Linked DNA regions of Homo sapiens: region 1 is linked to region 2. Evidence: chromatin loops called from intact Hi-C (ENCODE). Cell type or tissue: PC-3. All regions are shown on one strand. Each heading gives the region's core, and the rest is flanking DNA. Links, peaks and the distances in the headings are about the cores only.

Region 1 (2,934 bases), core at 288-2,787, 61 kb after region 2:
TAGCAGAGATGACAACTGGGTAAAAAATTAAGATAAATGGATACTATAAGGGTAACATATAAACGAACTTACAGAAAAAAAGCTCTAGAGAGAACTAGTAAAAATAAATACTAACATAATAGCTGATAATTTTTGGAATTATTCTTCTGGTGATATAAGACAATGTATATAATGAAAAATCTCAATCTTAACATATTTGAAATGTAGGCTATGGGTAAGAATCCTCATAGAAAATAAGTATTCTCTATTCAAAATCTTCTGAAGATGAAAATTTTTTTTTGTGGGGGTGGTGGCTGGTGAATATACTTCTTTATTCGTGTAGAACTTAATCTTTTCGTGGCTTTAAGAAGGAATGTCATTTTCAGCCCCTCAAATACTTACCTCCCCCATGGCCTGAGATCCCTCTCCTGTTTCATATAGATGCTTTAACAACCCAATTCCCAGGTCAATGAGATGGAATCCAACCCCCCGAGGAAGCCAGAGCATCACGATTTTTACATTTTCTATATCTGTTTTTGATAATTTTTTATTTGCTCTCAAGAGCACAAATAGTCATTTAAAAGACAACTTATTTTTTCTATCCTTTGAATCTGCATGTAACAAACAGGTTTTCAAATATTTTCACCCAAAACAAAAAAACCAACCCTGTCTTAATCCATTTCGACTGCTGTAACAAAATTGATAATTTATAAACTATATAATTTATGCTCACAGTTCTAGAAGCTGGGAATTCCAAGATCAAGGCACTAGCAGATTCACAGTGTCTGGTGGGGGCCCGTTTCTTATAAATGACACCGTCTATGTGACCTTACATGGCAGAAGAGCAAGGCAGCTCTCTGGGTGCTCTGTTATAAGGGCATTTATCTTATTCATGGGGGTGGATCACTCATTACCCAGTCACTTCCCCAAGACCCCACCTCTTCATACCAATGTATTGGGGATTAGATCTCAACATATTAATTTTGGAGAGATACAAACATTCAGACTATAGCAAGCTTTCAATTTATTTCTTCCCTGCTTCCCTATTTCCAACTGCAAATCACCATCTTCAGAGAGTTCCTGAAAACATTGTTATAAGGAAATCTGATTAAACACATTCATAAGAAGTTATAGGATTACTTGCATTTTAACAGAAGATGCTTATAAGCATAAAAACAGTTCATTTATTTGATATCATCTCCAGTTAAAAACCAGCACCTGGAAAGTATTGGTGAAATACACCTAGCCTTGTAACAAATTCTATTTAATCATTTTACAAAAGCATAACTTTTATTATCAGCACCACACTCCTACAATAAGTACAGTAGTACTTCCTTATCTAAAATTTCCATTTCTGTAGTTTTAGTAACAGGCAGTCAATGGCAGTCCAGAAATATTATTCATACATGAAAAGTTGCAGAAGTAAATAACTTATAATTTTTTAATTGTGCACCGTTCTTAGTAATGTGATGAAATCTCATGCCAGCCTGCTTCCCCTGCACAGGATATGAGTCGTCCCTTTGTCCAAAGTATCCATGCCATATATGCCACCTGCATGTTAGTCACTTATTTGCCACCTGGGTTATCAGATTAAAAAAAATAGTATATATAGGCTTTGGCTTCAGTACTATACATGGTTTCAGGAATCCACTGAGGGTCTTGGAATGGGTCCCTAACAGGTAAGGGGGGACAAATGTTATCAAAAGTTCATGGGTGAGTCAGAAGAAACATATATTTTATTACCATAATCTTCATGAATAGCTATCAGTTAAAAATCTCAAATTAAAAACAAAAAATTGTTCACTCATACAGCATGTTCCCGCTTTAGTTCCCATACCATTTTAAATAACAAAACAAATCCTGTAACTATATATTATAATAAAATATACAAATAAAGCCATTTTAATTTTGGTGTGATTTTTGTTAGTCCTACAGTTTTTACATTAAAATTTATGTAACAGTTGTCAAGAAGTAGTCACATGTGTCTCTGTCTCTTCTTTAGTAAATACTTAGAATATTGTTTTATTTTCTAGTGTTTTATAGAATGAAGGGTTCATGACATCTTATTAACCTAGTAGAGAACTAAAAGTGTAACCAAAATTAATTTTTTATCTTTGACTTTAGACGATCATAAAATTAAAAAACTAGATAGCTTTTATACTGCATAAAGTCTTTTCTAAATAGCCTTTCTGAAAAGCAGTTTAAAGACTTTTACATGATTTAGTAAATAGAGTTTTTTGTCTGCAAATGTTTTCATATGCTCATGCAACCACTGTTATAAAACATTTGTTCTGTTGGTAATAAAATTTTGCCCTCACCCCAGGTTTATAGCATAATTTTATTTCAAAAGCAATATTCAGTAATACTTCATTTAACAAGGGTTCTGGGAATAAAATTCATTTAAGGCAAAGTGACTTCTTCACTTCCTATTAACTGAGGTTATTGAAAGAAAAAGCTTTTGGTATGGTTAAAAATTTATGTTTTCTTCCTTTGAATTAATAGGTTCAGAGCAGAAAGAGTGACTTACTTTTCAAAGAATAATATTTCTCAATAAGGAAAGCAAAAAAGTCAATCATAAAATAATAGTAATAGTGTGATAACAATTATAATTATAGCGTTGCTTGCCCTTCCACAGTCTTTGCTAAAGAAATCACCCAGAATGATATTTTTACAGGTCATATCATGACACATCTCTTGTGGCATCCCATCTTCTTCATTGCCAGTAGTCAAATTCAAGCCCTGCCTACCATTCACAAAGCCCTAACTTATCTGGCCCCTATCTACCACTTTGGTTTCATCTCCTACCATCCCCCTCCCCTTGGGTTTCTTATTGTTCCTCGAATGTGCCAAGCATTCTCCCTTCCTTGAAAATCTGTGCATGCTGTTCCCTCTCCCAGAATGTTTTTTTCCCAGATATCCTTAATGCAATCAAGTCTTCATTGAAATATCATCTAA
Region 2 (2,934 bases), core at 104-2,603:
TAAACTTTCAGTTACAAGATAATAGGTTCTTGAAATGAAATTTACACATGGTGACCATAGTTAACAATACTGTGTTGTCCAACTACTTGGGAGGCTGAGGCAGGAGAATGACGTGAACCCGGGAGGCGGAGCTTGCAATGAGCCGAGATCGCGCCACCGCACTCCAGCTTGGGCGACAGAACGAGACTCTGTCTCAAAATAATAATGATAATAATAATAATAATACTGTATTGTACAATTGAACTTTACTAAAAACAGAGTTGGTGGTCTCATAAAAAAAGTATGTGAGGAGATGGATGTGTTAACTAACTTGACTGTGGTAATCATTTAAACAATATGTATGTATATCAGAAATCATATACACCTTAAATATAATTTTGTCAATTAAACTCAATAAAGTTGGAAAAATTTTAAATTTAAAATAAAATTTTATATAATAAAAAAGAATATTTTCTTATTCAATGTTTATGAAAACATTCTCCCATAAGCTATATGCTTTTAAGCAAATCATTAAAAATGGCCAACATTGAAAACTATTTGGTAATTTTTTTTCTTTCTTCCTTTGTGTGCTTTTCAGTATAATTTTCAAAACTACCATCTTTCCCATTATTTTATGTCTATAAACTTTCACATAGAAACTGATTGTATAGCAGATATTTTTATTGAATTTAGTTATTTTTTCTCAAGCTATCAGTAGAAAATAAAATTTTATTACTTTGCTTTTAAATGAATTTTGATGGCTCTATGTGAATTTCTAAAATCTGAATTTTTAAACATAGCTTAAATAATACAAGCATTCTAATTTTTTTAATTTGAGAACACAACCATTAGGAATTATTTGCCTTTTTCGGGATATTATTTCGTGATACAATTGCTTAATTTTCATTATGACATTATCACTCAGTCTTTTAAAATTAGAATTATTGCCATTATAAATGATAGGTAGGCATTACCATTTAAACAAAATTCTAGTTGGTAATAATATGGCAAAACAAATTTATGATTGGTGAAATGAACTGTAACCACACATATGTAATTTATTTTTTAAACATCCAAGCAATGATATAAATTACTAGGTAATGTTGATCACTGTGACAGAACTGAAACTAATTACCTGAAAAATGGTGAAATAAATATTAGGAATGTGAGTGGCAGACAAAATTCTTATGAACAGTTACTAAATCCAAATGTTTTCTTAATTCATCATGTTAATCATGCATTGGCTCTCAGAACTCAGAGTACGTAAGAAGCCCTGGGGAGCTGGTTAAAAATACAGATTTCCAAGTTCCCACTTAATGATTCTAGTTCCAGAGGCCTAATGCTGGATCTCGAAATCTGAATATTATCTGGGGCCTCAGAAGATAATACTGATACAGACAGTATAAAAGCCACTCAGGGTAAAGCTTGTTCTGGGTAAATCTGTAAAATAAAAGAATTCTATCACCAACATCCTTGTGGTTCCCATATCTCTCTTGCTCACCATTTCTAATACTTATTTGTAGCACTTGCAGACTAACCAGCCCCAGGCTGAGCAAGCTGTTGCAGCTGGGTGATCTCCCAGTCAAGAATGACCATCAGAATGTATCTCTAATGAAACAACCTGCACAAATTTCTCCAAAATTGTATTATTAATTAAAAGTTTTGATAAAAATGCATTACACTAAACTGTTAATAGCCGATACATTTATTGGTGTTTTACTGTCTTCCCAAAGCTATTTCTATGTTTACAGAAATGAATAATAATTATTACTTAACAATTTAGTAATGCAATTTCAGACTTTCTGGCAACCTGTCAGAGAGAACTGTGGATAGAGGAAGAAATGGTAAATGACAAGACTGTCATATTTTCTTGGTGTAGTGTGTGCACGTTTGTGTGTTTGTATGTGTTTTTACTTGAATATGTCCTATAGTAGTAGAAAGTTCAGCTTTGTACATTACTGGGCCTGGTCTTTGTAATGGTGAATGGCTTAGGATTGGTGTCTAATAAATATCCCTGAAGTAACTAAGAGGAAAACAAACTTTAAAAGTATGAGTTTATAGGTTATGTAAGAGGAGTAAGTGAAGGCAATTTTTTGAGGATATCAAAAATAAGGAACAAAGAATAGATTGAAGTCCCTGAGAGAACAGAACACTCTGAAGGCAACAGATAAAATTGCAAGCTGGAGAGGGAAATTTCAAGTCCATACAAAACTTTTTATCTCCATGAAATCAAAAGCAGTTATCTGCTAAAATTGAACAAGTATAGGTATAGTCTTAGAATTGAGGCACCTGGTCAAATAGACCATATTCAACTATATGCTCCATGGGTGGAGAAGTCCCCCTTTCTTTCTTTTTTATTGTTTTTTTTTTTTTTTGGTTGATTGTGTTTTGTTTATTTGTGGTTTCTTTCTGTATTTATACCCAAGACAATTTGAATTTCCTGGTGATTTTAATCTAGTTTTATGGTAAATATATAGTGGTGTCCATCTGTGAGTCTATAATTGTCTACATTGTGTTGTGCAACCTAAAATATGAATAGATGTTGTGGATTGTAGTATTGCTTTCTAATGCTAGATTTAGAGAACTGATGAAATAAAATGAAAAGGCAACAAAAGAAATAAATTTTGATGTCCATGTGAATAAAGCTTAAAGAGAAAGAAGTAAAAATGGGGGTAGTTTGATGAGAGAGAATAGGTAAGAATTACGTAATTTAAAATCTTGATTAAGTCAACTTGAAGTAAGAGTAAAGAAAATGATGGAGGTTGTAGGTGGAAATGTGGCATTTGTCATAGTTTCCCAGTAGAGTTATTCTGGTCATTTCCATGGAGATAGGGTGCTCAAGTCAAGTGTATTGTGAGGAAGTGATTTAGAGGTCAGGGGTATCCTACTGACTAGGAGAAGGAAAGAAAACTATAGCTGAACACTTGAGTCTAAATGGGAGTATGGATCTAATGA

What was found. A loop is a pair of places that touch in the nucleus more often than their neighbours do. Peaks named below come from ENCODE experiments on the same cell type or tissue, not always from the same donor. Only the 100,000 strongest peaks of a DNase experiment are listed, where the experiment ranks them.
Region 1: it touches region 2 in a loop (4-fold over the local background); 2 of 110 quality-filtered maps call a loop at or near these places.

Annotation. Positions count from the first base shown.
Region 1 is chr14:40,311,061-40,313,994 of GRCh38, reverse strand. The region is part of intron 2 of LOC105370463 (a long non-coding RNA gene); the gene reads left to right. Among named protein-coding and RNA genes, the nearest start is that of LINC02315, 640 kb to the left of the region's middle. In PC-3, for the core only: no CTCF peak of the experiment used is centred there; a DNase peak (open chromatin) is centred at 1,484; H3K27ac peaks cover 475 bases.
Region 2 is chr14:40,371,632-40,374,565 of GRCh38, reverse strand. All of the region lies in intron 2 of LOC105370462 (a long non-coding RNA gene), which reads right to left. Among named protein-coding and RNA genes, the nearest start is that of LINC02315, 580 kb to the left of the region's middle. In PC-3, for the core only: no CTCF peak of the experiment used is centred there; no DNase peak of the experiment used is centred there.